Linked DNA regions of Homo sapiens: region 2 is linked to region 1. Evidence: read pairs that join two places in POLR2A ChIA-PET (ENCODE). Cell type or tissue: B cell. All regions are shown on one strand.

Region 1 (8,000 bases):
TATTCATTATACAGATAAAACTGCATATACTGTTAAGTCAGAAGAGCTCTCATGGTTCCTGGAATTCACTGAATTAGAGGAATGCAGAATTCATCTGCATAAGGGGATGAGTGGAGGTGTCAGTACAGCAGATGGCCCATCACTCTCATAAAATTCTCCTAGGGGTACAGGATCCAACAAAAGATCAACAAATAATTTAAAGTATAATCTGTATGAGGTTGAGGAATACAGTGGTCAAAAAGCATCGACTCTGAACTAGATTGACTGTGTCAGGTCCATGCTCCACCACTTAATATTGTGTGGACTTTGGATAAGTTACTGAAACTCTGTGTCCAAATTTCCACATCTGTAAAATGGGGTAACAGTATCTATCCCACAGGGATGCTGTGATATTTAAATAAATCAAGTCATGTAAAGTGCTTAGAAGAGTAACCCATTCATGCTAAGTCCCGTAAAAACAGTAACTATTACTATCTGATAATCATCTCAATTAGATAGTGGTGTCAGCCAGGCATGGTGGCTCCCGCCTGTAATCCCAGCATTTTGGGAGGCCGAGGTGGGTGGATCAGCTGAGGTCAGGATTTGAGACCAGGCTGGCCAACATGGCGAACCCCATCTCTACTAAAAATACAAAAAAATTAGCCAGGCGTGGTCACGGGCGCCTGTAGTCCCAGCTACTCGGGAGGCTGAGAAACGAGAATCCCTTGAACCTGGGAGGCGGAGTTTGCAGTCAGCTTACATGACCACTGCACTCCAGCCTGGGCGAGAGAGTGAAATTGTGTCTCAAAAAATAATAATAATAATAATAACGTTAAACATGATCATGATATTGTGGTCAGATATAAAAATGCCTTTTTTGAATATGTATAGAAATAAAATATTACAATATTGATAATTTACTTAGTCAATGGCACTGAAAAAAACAGATGAATCAAATATGACAAAATAATAACTGTTAAATTCAGGTATTGGGTATACGGGCTCATTATATTATTTGCTCTTCTTCTCTGAATGTTGAAATTTTTCACAATAAAACATTTAGAAGGTCTAAATGCAACATGATATCTTGGAGACGGCAAGTACGAGTGCTAAAATCTAAAAAACATCTGAATTTCCTTAATAGTAATGTACCAATGTTAACCTAGTTTTGACAAATGTAACTTGGTTATGAAATGTTAATATTAGAGGAAACAGAGCAAAGACCATGCAGGAACTGTGTTATCTTTGAAACTTCTCTGTAAATCTAAAATCATTACAATTACAAAATTAAAAGGTTTATTTATTTATTTATTTATTTATTTATTTTGGAGACAGGGTCTCACTCTCTCCCAGGTTGGTGTGCAGTGGTGTGATCTCAGCTCACTGCAACCTCCACCTCCCAGGCTCAAGTGATCCTCCCACCTCAGCCTCCCAAGTAGCTGGGACCACAAGAGGCGAATTTTTTGTATTTTTGGTAGAGACAGGGTTTCGCCATGTTGCCCAGGCTGACTTATTTTTAAGTTAGGAAAGAAACAACTAATAAATAAATAAAAAGTATAGCAAAGCACCCAAACATACTTGTAAAAGTCTTCATAGAATCTCCCCTTGTGATCCTGTCGAATTGAGGCTCGGTTTATTTCAGGAAATTCATCTGAAATAGAGAAAACGGAGTATGTAGTTCAGGCTGAGAAGAGAAATTCAGTTTTGTCAGCTTCCTCTTCTGGGTTAAAGATTTGCATCACAAAAAAATAAAGATAACTGTCTTTTTTTTTTTTTTTTTTTTTTTTTTTGAGACAAGGTCTCACTCTGTCACCCAGACTGGAGTGCAGTGGTAAGATCTCAGCTCACTGCAACCTCTACCTCCTGAATTCAAGCGACTCTCCTTTCTCAGCCTCCTGGGTAGCTGGGACTACAGGTGCATGCCACCACACCTGGCTAATTTTTGTATTTTTAGTAGAGATGGGGTTTCACCATGTTGGCCAGGCTGGTTTTCAACTCCTGACCTCAGGTGATCCGCCCACCTCAGCCTCCCAAAGTCGTGGGATTACAGGCGTGAGCCACTGCACCCAGCCAACTGTCTATCTATTAAGTTGGTTTTAAGATGAATCACAGCCCACAGACCTCTTGCATCCACTAACGGACTGTGCTACTTTCCCTTTTACACTGTCCCCATAACAGAAAAGATGGGAAGGGTGGAAAAGTGCAACGAGGAAAAAAATGAAAGGAAATGGCTGGGGTGGGGTTGGGGGAAGCTTAACAAAAACATAACTGTAGGAGAGAAATAGTTACTCACCAACAGATTTTGCATCATAGAAAGTTCTAGAAAACAGGACCACTGTCACTTCATGACTACAGTTCTTCTCCTAAGCATGAGTAGAGAACAACAGGGTTGAAGTTTGTTTCATTTACTTCACTATGAAGCAGACTGCATGCATATAATATTCTTTTTTTTTTTTTTTTTTTTTTTTTTGAGACGGAGTCTTACTCTGCCACCAGGCTGGAGTGCAGTGGCGCTATCTTGGCTCACTGCAACCTCCGCCTCCTGGGTTCAAGCAATTCTCCTGCCTCAGCCTCCCAAGTAGCTGGGACTACAGACGCACGCCACCATGCCCAGCTAATTTTTGTATTTTTAGTAGAGATGCGGTTTCACCATGTTGGCCAAGATGGTCTCGATCTCCTGACCTCGTGATCCGCCTGCCTTGGCCTCCCAAAGTGCTGGGATTACAGGTGTGAGCCACTGTGCCCAGCCCTTTTTTTTTTTTTTTTTTGAGGCAGTCTCATTCAGTTGCCCAGGCTGGAGTGCAGTGGCACAATCTCGGCTCATTGCAGCCTCCACCTCCCAGGTTCAAGCAATTCTCCTGCCTCAGCCTCCAGAGTAGCTAGGATTACAGGTGGGCCACCTGGGTAATTTTTGTATTTTTAGTAGAGACAGGGTTTCACCATGTTGGCCAGGCTGGTCTCGAACTCATGGCCTCAAGTGATCTGCTTGCCTCGGCCTCCCAAAGTGCTGGGATTACAGGTGTGAGGCCCAGCTGCACATAATATTCTTAATCCAGGTGGCTCAGCAGCAGTGCACAGTATTGAATAGCTTCAGGTAATTATAGGCTGCAGTGCAGGGGACAGAGCACTGCTGGGAGTCAGAAGCCCTAGATGGAGTCCTGAACCTGAAACTTGCCACTATGTGACTTTAGGAAAGTTATCTAAAGTGCCAGGAATGTGGAAAGTGATTGGAAAACTGCAAATCAGCATTAAGTAATGGTGACTGTCTCCCAGTTCCCGAGTAGCTGGACTACAGACACGCGTCACCAGGCCCAGATAATTTTTGCATTTTTTATAAAGACAGGGTTTCGGCTGGGCGTGGTGGCTCAAACCTGCAATCCCGGTGCTTTGGGAGGCTGAGGCGGGTGGATCACCTGAGGTCAGGAGTTCGAGACCAGCCTGGCCAACATGGCGAAACTCCATCTCTACTAAAAGTAGGAAAATTACCCAGGCAATGTGGCACGCGCCTGAAATTGCAGCTACTCAGGAGGCTGAGGTAGGATAATCACTTGAACCCAGGGGGTGGAGACTGCAGTGAGCCAAGACTGTGCCATTGCACTCCAGCCTGGGCGACGGAGCGAGACTCCGTCTCAAAAAAAAAAAAAAAAAGAAAAAAAAAAAGAGAGATAGGGTTTCATCATAATCCCCAGGCTGGGCTCAAGTGATCCACTTGCCTTGGCAAAGTGCTGGGATTACAGGCGTGAGCCACAATGCCAGGCCTACAGTGTTTTTTAATTTCTGCAGAATTGTGGTCTAGGGAACAAGAACAGCACCCATGGTGGTGGATTTAAGAATCAAAGGCACTCCCACACCCTACTAGTCTCATAGGATGAGGGTGGGGTTTGCTCTGGACTCAGCGGTATAAGCCAAGGCAAAGAACTACCTTTGGACAGGGACAGGGACTAATGAGAATAAACATTTCCATGGAGTCTGGAGATCAATATCCTAGAAGTAGGGTGTTTACAGATGAACATCAAAAGTGGCTTGCAACAGTTAGCTAGCAAGCGCAGTTTCAGTTCCTCCTGGGTCTCTGAAGACAACAGCCTATACTGACCAACCCCATCTTTATCTTAAGTATGCTTAGTGACTACAGAATTCAACACTCACTATATAAGGCACATAATATAATGTACATTTCATGGATGTATCTCAAGTGGACAGAAATTCCTAAATACAAGCCACAGTACCCAGAGCAGAGTGCTAGGAAACAGCAGACCTTCACTGACTGCCAATTAATTCACGGGAGTCCAAGAGCTCCAAAATCAGCACCCTTATCTAATTTTAGTGCAAGTGATATACAGGAAAACACAACGGGCTCACAATGGGCTGATATGGGCATGGAGTGTCTCAACTCATAAGTGATGTGGTGAGAGGGTCTATTATTATCTCCATTTTGCAGCTGAAGAAATGGAGCCTCAGAGACTAATCCTTGGAGACCAAAAAGCTAATCAGCCAGGCATGGTGGCCTGCGCCTGTAGTCCCAACTACTGAGGAGGATGAAGTGACAAGATCCCTGGAGCCCAGGAGTTCAAGACCAGCCTAAGCAGCATAGCAAGACTCTGTCTCTTAATCAAAAAAGAAAAAAAAAAAAGCAAGCTGATGAGATCATTTAAAACCCAGTCTGCCTTAATCCAAACTCTACTCTTTTACACTACATAATGTGACTTCAAATACTTTTTCATCAAAATGTTTTCATGTGAAATCAAGGTGAGATAATCGAATGAAATAATTTTTTAATTGTGGCAAAATACATATAAATATTGCCATCGTGACATTTAATACATTCACAATGTTGTATAACTATCACCATTATTTGGATCCAAAACATTTTCATCACCCCAACAGGAAATCCCAAACTGATGAAACAGTCACTCCCCACCCTCAGTCCCTGGCAACCACTAATCTCTATATTATATATTTACCTATTCTGGACATTTCATATAAATAAGATCTTATGATTTGTATTTGATCCACTATGTCTGGCTTCTCTCACTTAACATGTGTTCAAGATTCATCTATGCTGTAGCATGTGTTAGTACTTCATTCTTCTTTATAGCAGAATAATACTACATTGTATGGATATACATTTTATTTATCTATGCTTTAGCTGACAGACATTTGTTATTTGTGTTATCCTACTTTTTAGCTAATATGAATAATGCTGTCAAGAATACGGGCTAGGCCCATAATCCGGCACTTTGGGAGGCCAAGGTGGGGAGATCACTTAAGGCCAGGAGTTCGAGACCAGCCTGGCCAACATGGTGAAACCACATCACTACTAAAAATACAAAAATTAGCAGGGTAAGGTGGCGCACACCTATAATCCCAGCTACTTGGCAGGCTGAGGGACGAGAATCGCTTGTACCTGGGAGGTGGAAGTTGCAGTGAGCCATGTTCGAGATCGCAGCACTGCACTCCAGTCTGGGCGACAGAGCGAGACTGTCTCTAAAAATACATAAATAAATAAAATAAAGAATATGGGCCCAGTCGCGGAGGCTCACGTCTGTAATCCCAGCACTTTGGGAGGCCAAGGCGGGCGGATCACCTGAGGTCAGAAGTTCGAGACCACCCTGGCCAACATGGTGAAACCCCGTCTCTACTAAAAACACAAAAAAATTAGATGGGCGTGGTGGTGGGCGCCTGTAATCTCAGCTATTCGGGAGGCTGAAGCAGGAGAACTGCTTGAACCCGGGAGGCAGAGGTTGCAGTGGGCCGAGATCACACCATTGTACTCCAGCCTGGGCAACAAGAGCAAAACTCTGTCTCAAAAAAAAATATGGGCTAGGCACTGTAGCTCACGTCTGTAATCTCAGCACATTGGGAGGCCAAGGTGGGAAGATCACTTAAGCTCAGGAGTTCGAGATCAGCCTGGATAACATAGTGAGACCTAGTTTCCACCAAAAAAAAAAAAAAAATTGCCCGGGCATAGTGGCACATGCCTGTAGTCCTAGCTACTATAGGAGGCTGAGGAGGGAGGATGGCTTGAGCCCAGGCGATCAAGGCTGCAGTGAGCTATGATTGCGCCACTGCACTCTAGCCTGGGCAACATGGCGAGACTCTGTCTCAAAAAAAAAAAAAAAAAAAAAAAAAAATACAGTCATCCTAGTGGGTGTGAAGTGGCATTTCATTGTGGTATTAGGTTGCATTTTCCTAATGACTAATGATCTTGAGCATCTTTTCATGTACTTGTTGGACATTCATGTATATTCTTTAGAGAAATGTTGATTCAAGTCCTTTGCCCATTTGTTTTTTTAATTATTTTAATTATTTTTTAATTTTTATGGGTACATAGTAGGTGTTTAATATCTGTGGGGTACATGAGATGTTTTGATACAGGCATGTAATGTGAAATAATCACATCATGGTGAATGGGGCAGCCTTTGCCCATTTGTCAATTAGGGTTTTTTCTTTTCGTTCTTGAGTTACAGAAGTTCTACATATTTTCTGGATAACAGACTTTTATCAGAAAATAATTTGCAAATAATATTTTCTCCCATTCTGTGGGTTGTCTTCTTTTTTCTTCTTCTTTTTTTTTTTTTTTTAAAGAGACAGGGTCTTGCTCTGTCCTATCACCCAGGTTGGAGTGCAGTGGTACAATCATACTGTAACCTCAAATTCCTGTGATCAAGGGATCCTCTTGCCTCAGCCTCTTGAGTAGCTGAGACTAGAGGCATTTGCCAATGCAGCCAGCTAATTTTTTTCTATTTTTATTTTTGTAGAGACAGGGTCTCGTTTTGTTGTCTGGGTTACTCGAACTTTTGGCTTCACACGATTCTCCCACCTCAGCCTCCCAAAGTGCTGGGATTAAAGGTGTGAGCCAGCAGGTCTGGCCTCTTTACTTTCTTGACAATGTCCGTTGATGCACAAAAGTTTTTAATTTTGAAGTCTGATTCAACTGCTTTTAATTTGGATGCCGTGCTTTTGGTGTTATATCTAAGAAACCACTGCCAAATTCAAGGTTATATGAATTTCCCAGCCAGGCATGGTGGTTCTATCTGTAATCCTAGCAATTTGGGAGGCCAAGGTGGGTGACCGCTTGAGCTCAGGGGTTTGAGACCAGCCTGGGCAACATGGCAAAACCCCATCTCTATAAAAAAACACAAAAAATTAGCTAGGTGTGGTAGCAAATGCCTGTAGTCTCAGCTACTAAGGCTAAGGCAGGAGAATCACTTGAGCTCAGGAGGTCAAAGCTGTAGTGAGCCATGATCGCTCCACTGCACTCCAGCCTGGGTGACAGTGAGACCCTGTCTCAAAAAAAAAAATTATAAAACTTTTTAGGCTAGGCACGGTGGCTCACATCTGTAATCCCAACACTTTGGGAGGCCGAGGCAGGCGGATCACCTGAGGTTAGGAGTTCAAGACCAGCCTGGCCAACATGGTAAAACCCTGTCTCTAGTAAAAATACAAAAAATTAGCTGGGCATGGTAGCGGGCACCTGTAATCCCAGCTACTCAGGAGGGTGAGGCAGGAGAACTGAACAGGTGGAGAATTGAGGCAGGTGGGAGAATCACTTGAAAACAAAAGTTAAAGAGTAGCCCGGGCAACAAAACGAGACCCTGTCTCTACAAAAATAAAAACAAAAATTTTAGCTGGCTGTGTTGGCAAATGCCTATAGTCCCAACCACTCAAGAAGCTGAGGCAAGAGGATCCCTTGAGCACAGGAATTTCAGGTTACAGTATGATTGTACCACTGCACTCCAACCTGGGTGACAGGACAGAGCAAAACCCTGTCTCTTAAAAAAAAATTCAGTTCTTTTTTTTAGGTTGTTTGAACCTGGGAGGCGGAGGTTGCAGTGAGCTGAGATTGCACCACTGCACTCCAGCCTGGGCAACAGAGTGAGACTCCATCTCAAAAAGAATAAATAAATAAAATAAAAATAAAACTTTTAAACATAAGGAAAATTTTTTCCCTTTTTTTTTTTTTTTTTTTTTAGCTACCACATCCAGCTAACTTTTTGTATTTTTTGTGGAGACAAAGTTTT
Region 2 (8,000 bases), 200 kb after region 1:
AATGATTAATTGACATAAGAATTAGAAAATCTGAATAGCTCAACAGCCAATTACCAAAATCTGAATAACCCTTTGAGGTAAGCACTATTACTCCCCCACTGCAGAGATGAGAAAACTAGAGAATTGGTCATTTGAGTACCTTGGCCAAGGTCACAGAACAGAGCCAGGATTTGAACCCAAGCAGTCTGATTCTGTGACTTCTCTCTACTCCATGGTGGTGGATTCTATGTGTCAACTTGACTGGGCCACTGGGTGCCCAGATTAAACAGTGTTTCTGGGTGTTTGCAGATGAGACAAGCATTTGAATCTGTGGGCTCAGTAGAGCAGACTTCTCTTCCTAATGTACGGGGGCCTCAGCCAACCCCTTGAGGGCCTGAGTAGAACAAAAGGAGAAAGAATCTGCCCCTTTTGCTTCCTGCCTGCCTGCGTGGGCAGATCTCATCTCATCTTCTCCTGCCCTTCAACTGGGATTTACACCTCGAGGCCCCTTGGTTCCCAGGCCTTTGGACACAGACTGGAATTGCACTACCCACTCTCCTGAGTCTCCAGCTTGCAGATGGCAGGTCATGGAACTTCTCAGCCTCCATAATAGTGTAAGTCAATTCCTCATAATAAGTCTCTTCATGTATATGTTAACTTGACTAAGCCACTGGCTGTTCAGATTAAACACTACACATTTTTTTTAATAAATACATATATACACACACACAAAAAAAATAAATAAATAAAGATGGACAAAAGATTTCCCAGGGGAAACACTGTCTTGTCTTTTCCTGCTAGATGAAATCAATGAGCCCACATTACTGAAAATCCAGGAAGTACTAGGGCCTGGGGTCTGGGAAGCTGAAAAGCACAGCAAATGGGCTGTGTGGTTGTCAGAGTTAGATTTGAAACACCTGCCCCAGTGCAGACAGGAGCTGCGCAACATACCTGTGGAAACGTGTTGCTCTTGCACTGAGGACATTTTCCTGGTGGCGCCATCGCCAGAGTCTGTTCCATGTGTGGAAGGCAGCAGGCAGGGCTCTCTGCTGGAAATGACCATCCGCTCTGGCCTGTAGCAGCTAAAGTAAAAGAATGAATAACCTTTGTACTTAACTTTTTTTTTTTTAAACATGACCTCTCAGGGTCACACCCTTGTGGGAGGATTGCTTCCTATATAATAAAAATGAGAAAAAGATGAATCATTATTTATTATCTTTGCCAATATGCTAGGTGAAAAATGAAATAGGATAGGTAAAAAAATTTTCACTTAAACATTAGTTAAACATTTCTACACACACACACACACACACACACGCACACACATACACACACTCTCACTCACTCTCTCTTCCCCCTGGCTTAGGTGTTCATACCCATTACCTGTTTCACTGTCTGTTAGCATTTGACTCAGTGATATGTATGGGGTTTTTGAACCTAAACAATTTATTAGTCCTTTGTCATGTGTTATAAATCTTAAATATTTCCCCACCCCATAATATATCTTTTGATTTTGTTTATAGTGTTTGTCATACACATTAATGTAATTATAAAAGTCTACTATTTTACTGATACATCAGTAGGAAGACAGACAATGGACATAAGAATATACCATATATGTCTCCATGATCCAAAACTTTGGGGGGAAAAAGCATATATGCATGTATAGAGGTTTTATGTTTTTGTTTTTTTTGTTGTTTTTTGTTTTTTTTTTTTTGAGACAGAGTCTCACTCTGTTGCCAGGCTGGAGTGCAGTGGCACAATCTCAGCTCACTGCAACCTCCGCCTCCCGGGTTCAAGTGATTCTCCTGCCTCAGCCTCCCGAGTAGCTGGGACTACAGGCGTGCGCCACCACGCCCAGCTAATTTTTGTATTTTTAGTAGAGACAGGGTTTCACCATGTTGACCAGAATGGTCTTGATCTCTTGACCTCACGATCTGCCTGCCTTGGCCTCCCAAAGTGCTGGGATTACAGGCATGAGCCACCGTGCCCAGCCCAAATGTGTAGAGGTTTTAAAAACATGGCTGCAAATTATTTGCTCCTCCTTCACTGAGAAGTGATCTATGTTCCCTCCCCTTGAATCTGGCTGGGATAGTGACTGCTCTGACCAATAGCACATGGTAAAAGTGGCACTGTGTGAGTTCTGAGGCTATACAAAGAGCCACAGAGCTTCTGACTTGTTCACTGGAACACTCATTTTGAAGCTCTGATAGCTGACTACCCCAAGGCCACCATGCTGTAAGGAAGCCCAAGCCTCACAGAGAGGTCATACACAGGTTCTTTGGTTAACATTCCCAGTTGAGCCCAGTCTTTGAGTCATTCTAATCCAGGATCTAGATGTGTGTGAAGAAAACGTCTAGATAATTCTAACCCCTTGCCATTAGAATCTTTTCAGTTGAGGCTGATCTTGGAGCAGAAACCAACCATTCCCATTAAGTCCTGTCTCAATCTTTGATAATCCATAAAGCATAATAGAATGGTTGTTGTCTTATACCACTGAGTTTGGGGTGATTTTTTACATAGCAATAGATAATTGGATCAGTATGCATATGTATGTGTATGTGAATAGATAGGTACATACACTCCTACCCAAACAGAGGAAGAGAGATACCAGGCTTACCCATCAAATGTCATGAATGGTTTTATTTTTTCTTCTTTATATCTTTTTATACTTCCTAAATTTTCTATAATATCTACACATTGCTTTTCTATTTTTTATTATGGGCATTTTCAAATGTAAACAAAAGTAGAAGCCGACAGTATAATGAATACCCATGACCCTACCATCAAGCTTCAACAGTTAGCAAACATTCGCCATTCTGCAAAGAGCCATCCTTTGGTATTTGTGGGGGACTGGTTCCAGGGCCCCTCTCAGATACCAAAATCCATGGATACTCAAGTATCTTATATAAAATGGTATAGCAGGCCGGGTGCAGTGGCTCATGCCTGTAATCCCAGCACTTTGGGATGCTGAGGCAGGCAGAGCTTGGGAGTTTGAGACCAGCCTGGGTAACATGGTGGCACCCCACCTCTACAAAAAAAAAAACAAAACACAAACATTAGCTGGGCGTGGTGGCTTGCACCTGTAGTCCCAGCTACTTGGGAGGCTGAGGCAGGAGAATCGCTTGAGCCTGGGGAGAGTGAGGCTGCAGTGAGCCAAGATCATGCCACTGTACTCCAGCCTGGGTGACAAAGTGAAACCTGTCTCAAAAACAAAACAAAACAAATAAATTGGCATCTGCATATAACCTACACAGTCCTCCTGTATGCATCTCTAGATTACTCATAATACCCAATACAATGTCAATGCTATGTACATAGTTGTTATGCTATATTGTTTATATATTGTTTAGGGGCTAATGACAAGAAAAAAAGGTCTGAATATGTTCAGTACAGACACAACTACTCTTTTTTTCCTCTGAATATTTTTTATCCATGGTTGGTTGAATCTATGGATGTGGAACCCACAGATACAGAGGGCTGACTGTATGTTACTTTTTAAAAAGGAAGAAACCCACAAAAAATAATATTTTTATCTTGTCTAAGAATAGAAAGATCTGATGTGCTCCTGGGATACCTATACCAAGAGGTGATATTCAGATTGTTAGCTAAAGGTTTAGGAATGACTAAGCAGTGCTCTTCCCATTTTTCAGACCCGCTATACCTTTGAAAGCAGGCCGTGCTAGATCAGTGTGAGAGATGAAAACGCTGACCCTGGACTGTCCGCCAGTGTTGGGCCCCTGTGTCAAGGGGAGTGCTCGTTTTCCAGGAAGGAAATAAAAGAGACCCTCTGCTCTCCACCTTGAATAAATACAACCTTTCAACTCTGACACTCATAGTCTTTTTCTGAAAGGCTTTCCTGCATTCTGGTGAACTTGTATTACATGAACTTAAGATAACAAGTGGCAATGTCTTTTCAAAGCCAGTAACATAATCCAAAGGCATGTCAAAGAATGCAGTGACTCTAGCATTTCTTAAGTGTAGGAGGCAAGAGTGACGCAAAAAGAGGCCATGCCCTGTAGCATCCAAGCTCTATCGACTTAGATCATCCTTGGAAAAAAACTCTGAAGAAATCAACAGCAGTTCATTTGTTGGTCTGTGCATTAATTCATCCAAATATTAGCACATATCCCATGCCAAGCACTGTGGGCTAAGGAGGCAAAAGGGACAGGCTGTACTCTAAAGGACTTCACAGCCTGTGGGGAAAGAGAAGCCAGTGAACAACTATAAGATGAATGTTCTGATAAAGCTATGCCTCTGGGGTAGGGGTGGAGGTGGACTGGCCTGGGGGAGGAGGTGACATCTGAGCTGGAAGGGAGTGTGAAATAGAGAACTGGAGGTACAAAGAGAAGCAGGAGGGCACAGAGGACCTTTAGGGAACCACTGGCAGCTTAACTGGTCAGAGTGCAGTTGTGAAGGAACAGAGTGGTAACAGGAAAGGGGAGAGAAACAGACAGGGACCAGCTCCCGAAGGAGTTTGTAGGCCTTGCTAAAAATTTGGATTCTATCCCCAAACTATAGGGAACTAGCTAACAGGTGAATCTAAAGATTCACCTGTTAGACTCCAACAGAAGATGGAGGTACGGGTAGGGTGGGCAGCACGAAAATAACTGGGAGGAGTTTGGTTTGTGTCTTCCTCTGTTTCACTGCCAGAGATGACCAAAAAGGGGGCACTTCTCACAATGGCAGATGCCATCAACTGAACCCTTTCCCACTGAGTGTAAATATGGCCTTGAAATCCTTCTCACTTCAACATTCCAGACAGGTACTCCCAATTGGTAGAACGGGCTTGTAAGGTCACACTCATTTGTCACCCTGGTGCTAAAGTATGAGCCCTGGGAGAGCAGGAATTTTATTGACTTTATATCACAGTTGTATCCTCAGTGCTTAGTGCAGTGTCTGAAGAACAGCAGTTGCTCAATAAGTATTTCTTAAATGGAATTGAATCTATCTTTCTCAATCTGCCTTTACTTATTTGTGGTCCTGACCTCACATCCTCCACCCCCGGGAGACATGTGTCTCACACTGTTTAGCACTGGGATGCAGCACTTATGCTCTGCACCTCTCCCTGTACCTCTTGCAGGTCCCACTGGGTGAAGGGCTGGCTAACTCAGAGACTAAATGAATTTGAGTAAAGATGTGAATGGCTGATAAGAGCTCAGTACTTTCAGAGAGAACTTGTATTTTCATAGCAGATAAGAAATGGGAGTTATGCAGACTTTCTGATATTAGAGGTGGGAACTGGAAGAAATGACTTTGAGCTTTTTCAACACCCTCTCTTCCAAAGCAGAACGATAAGACTTCTTGGCATAGGTCTTTTCCAAGAATCTTTCCAAAGCAAATGGGTCCAAGAATGTAAGCCAGTAGAGCTATCTGCTAAAAAGTACTCCATACCTGCTTGTACCGCCTCTTCTGAGTATACTGTAGCCACAATTCGATACATTTGCACAGCAGTGCTATTCTGAAACAAAAGGAAGAACACCTTCAGGTTTCAAGTTTTTAAAACTTTGTTTTAAGGCAGGTAAATTGCGGTACAGTTACTTCCTGTGAGTTAAAGGCACCCCATGGGCTTACTAGTTTCATTCTAGGAGAGACGGCAATAAGAACCTGATATCTAATATAAAATTTGTCAACCTCTGATTTTGGACTGTGGATTGCCTAAAATGTTGCAACTTTCTTGTAAAACCTAATTAGACCACCGAAAGCACAGTAGCTCTGGAATTTAGGAAATATGTGTGAAATCCCCTAGATATCCTGAACTTTCTGGTTTCATGGCCAAACGCTGGGGGTCCACGACATGTTGCCTCTCACACTAGGTTTTGTAAACCAGGGTTTGGAATAATATGCCTTGATAACTCTAAATGAGTCAGTTTATTATTGGGATTCTCACTAACTCATTAAAAAATGCTTCAAAATTGGAGCTAAACTATGCAAATTAAGTTGATTATACTGTGGGGAGAGGAAAAAAGGAGGGCAAAGAAAGGAAGGACATATTGAACATTTCTGGCAGCAAGAAAGTTTATACGTAGTGCTTCCTTCTGAGGAGTAAGATCTTACTCTTACTTGTAGGGAGGGGGCCAGGCAACTTTTATTTTTCCCTTTATACTTTCCACCCTATACATTCTGAGTTTTCCTCACAGAAATGTAGTGTTTTTATTTATTTAACTGAATGACTAGCTCTAAAATATTGAGGACATTCCCTGCACACTTTAAGACTGAGTCACAAATGTCCCTGACCCTTCTCTTTAACACTAGCAATGCATGAATTCTAACTTGTGAACATATTGATGCCTGTAGGACCAAGGCAGTGAGCGACCAGGCACATACTTCAGACTATGGTGGCCAAGAACCAATGCAAATATGCTCATTCTATCTCCCATCTGATCAGCCAAAAACCCAAAGTCAGGAACAAATGGTTTACAGCAGGACCTCCACCCCAGCAGGCCTTTCTGAATCTGCCACACTAACGCATAGAAGGGCAAGCAATTACTCCTGGAAAACAGTAAGTCAGAGGCACAAAGTCCCTGAGAGCCAGGGATGAAACCAGAGTCCCTACCTGTAGTGGTCCCAGGCAGCATGCAGTAAGGGGAGCAGCTCTCTTTCCTTTTTCTGCTCAATCTGAGACCGCCAGAGGTTCCAGAACCTGTGCAGCAGCTAAAGCAAGGGAGGAAGAAGATGGAAATGTACTGAGATGAAAGGTAAAACAGTGAATCCTTACTCCAACAGACTGTGAGCTCCCCCAAAGCAGAAATGACCTCAGTTAGGAGCAGCCAACATACAGTGGGCATACAAATTAATGAGGGCTCAACTATAGAGCTATTCTGGGCCAACATAAAAGGCAAAAAGATGGTTCTTCCAGTCTATGGAAATTAGATGAAGAAGCTATTCCTAATCCCACAGAAGACAATGACATTTTAGAAAGCCATTTTAGAAATTAAAACTGATTTTAATGCATATTCCCACCTATGAAGTAGTCTCGCATAAATGTTTAACTTCAATCTAAACAAGCCCTCAGATGTAACGATTATAGGAACCATGTAGACTAAAGGAAAATTAAATGATATAAATGATATCAAAAGGAAACAATCAGATAAATCAATAACATAAAACACTGGGCTGGGCGCAGTAGCTCACACCTGTAATCCCAGCACTTTGGGAGGCCAAGGCGGGTGGATCACCTGAGTTCTTGGGAGTTTGAGACCAGCCTGACCAACAGGGAGAAACCCTGTCTCTACTAAAAATACAAAATTAGCCGGGCGTGATGGCACATGCCTGTAAACCCAGCTACTTGGGAGGCTGAGGCAGGAGAATCGCTTAAACCCGGGAGGTGGAGGTTGCAGTGAGCCGAGATGGCACCATTGCACTCCAGCCTGGGCAACAAGAGTGAAACTCCATCTCAAACAAACAAACAAACAAACAACAACAAAAAAAATTATACAAGGCTAGGCATGGTGGTATGCACCTGTAGTCCTAGCTCCTCAGGAGGTTGAGGCAGGATATTCTCTTGAGCCCAGGAGGATGAGGCTACGATGAGCTACAATCACACCATTGCACTCTAGCCTGGATGACAGAGTGAGACCCTGTCTCTAACAATAATTATTATAATAATAAATAAATTGTATAAACAAAATAACTGGCCTGTCCTTTTTTAAAAAAAGGCAGTCATTTTAAAAAGTATACATTATGCTAAGTGAAATAAGCCAGTTGCAAAAGGACAAATACTATATGATTCCACCTATGAGGTCTCTAGAATAATCTAATTTATAGAGACAGAAAGTAGAATGGTGGTTTCCAGGGGCTGAGGAAAGAGGAAATGGGTACAGAGTTTCAATTTTGCAAGATGAAAAAGTTCTAGAGATGAATAGTGATGATGATTGCACAATGTGGATGTACATGTCACTGAACTGTACACTTAAAAATGGTTAAGGTGATAAAGTTTAAGTGATGTATCTTTTACCACAATTAAAAAATATAATAGGCCGGGTGTCGTGGCTCACGCCTGTAATCCCAACACTTTGGGA

The links. ChIA-PET counts read pairs that join two places held together with the same protein. Peaks named below come from ENCODE experiments on the same cell type or tissue, not always from the same donor. Only the 100,000 strongest peaks of a DNase experiment are listed, where the experiment ranks them.
Region 2: POLR2A ChIA-PET joins it to region 1 with 7 read pairs; 2 of 35 experiments call an interaction of 5 or more read pairs at or near these places.

What each region holds. Positions count from the first base shown.
Region 1 is chr22:31,786,375-31,794,374 of GRCh38, reverse strand. DEPDC5 (DEP domain containing 5, GATOR1 subcomplex subunit) reads right to left here. Exons shown (of 43, transcript NM_001242896.3): 11 at 2,273-2,342; 12 at 1,558-1,630. Among named protein-coding and RNA genes, the nearest start is that of DEPDC5, 36 kb to the right of the region's middle. RefSeq lists an enhancer at 3,761-3,820. In B cell, no CTCF peak of the experiment used is centred here; DNase peaks (open chromatin) are centred at 1,534 and 4,024; H3K4me3 peaks cover 1,415 bases; H3K27ac peaks cover 2,619 bases.
Region 2 is chr22:31,582,508-31,590,507 of GRCh38, reverse strand. It overlaps SFI1 (SFI1 centrin binding protein), which reads right to left. Exons shown (of 33, transcript NM_001007467.3): 13 at 6,536-6,633; 14 at 5,374-5,440; 15 at 931-1,061. Among named protein-coding and RNA genes, the nearest start is that of MIR7109, 35 kb to the left of the region's middle. RefSeq lists an enhancer at 7,897-8,000. In B cell, no CTCF peak of the experiment used is centred here; a DNase peak (open chromatin) is centred at 7,817.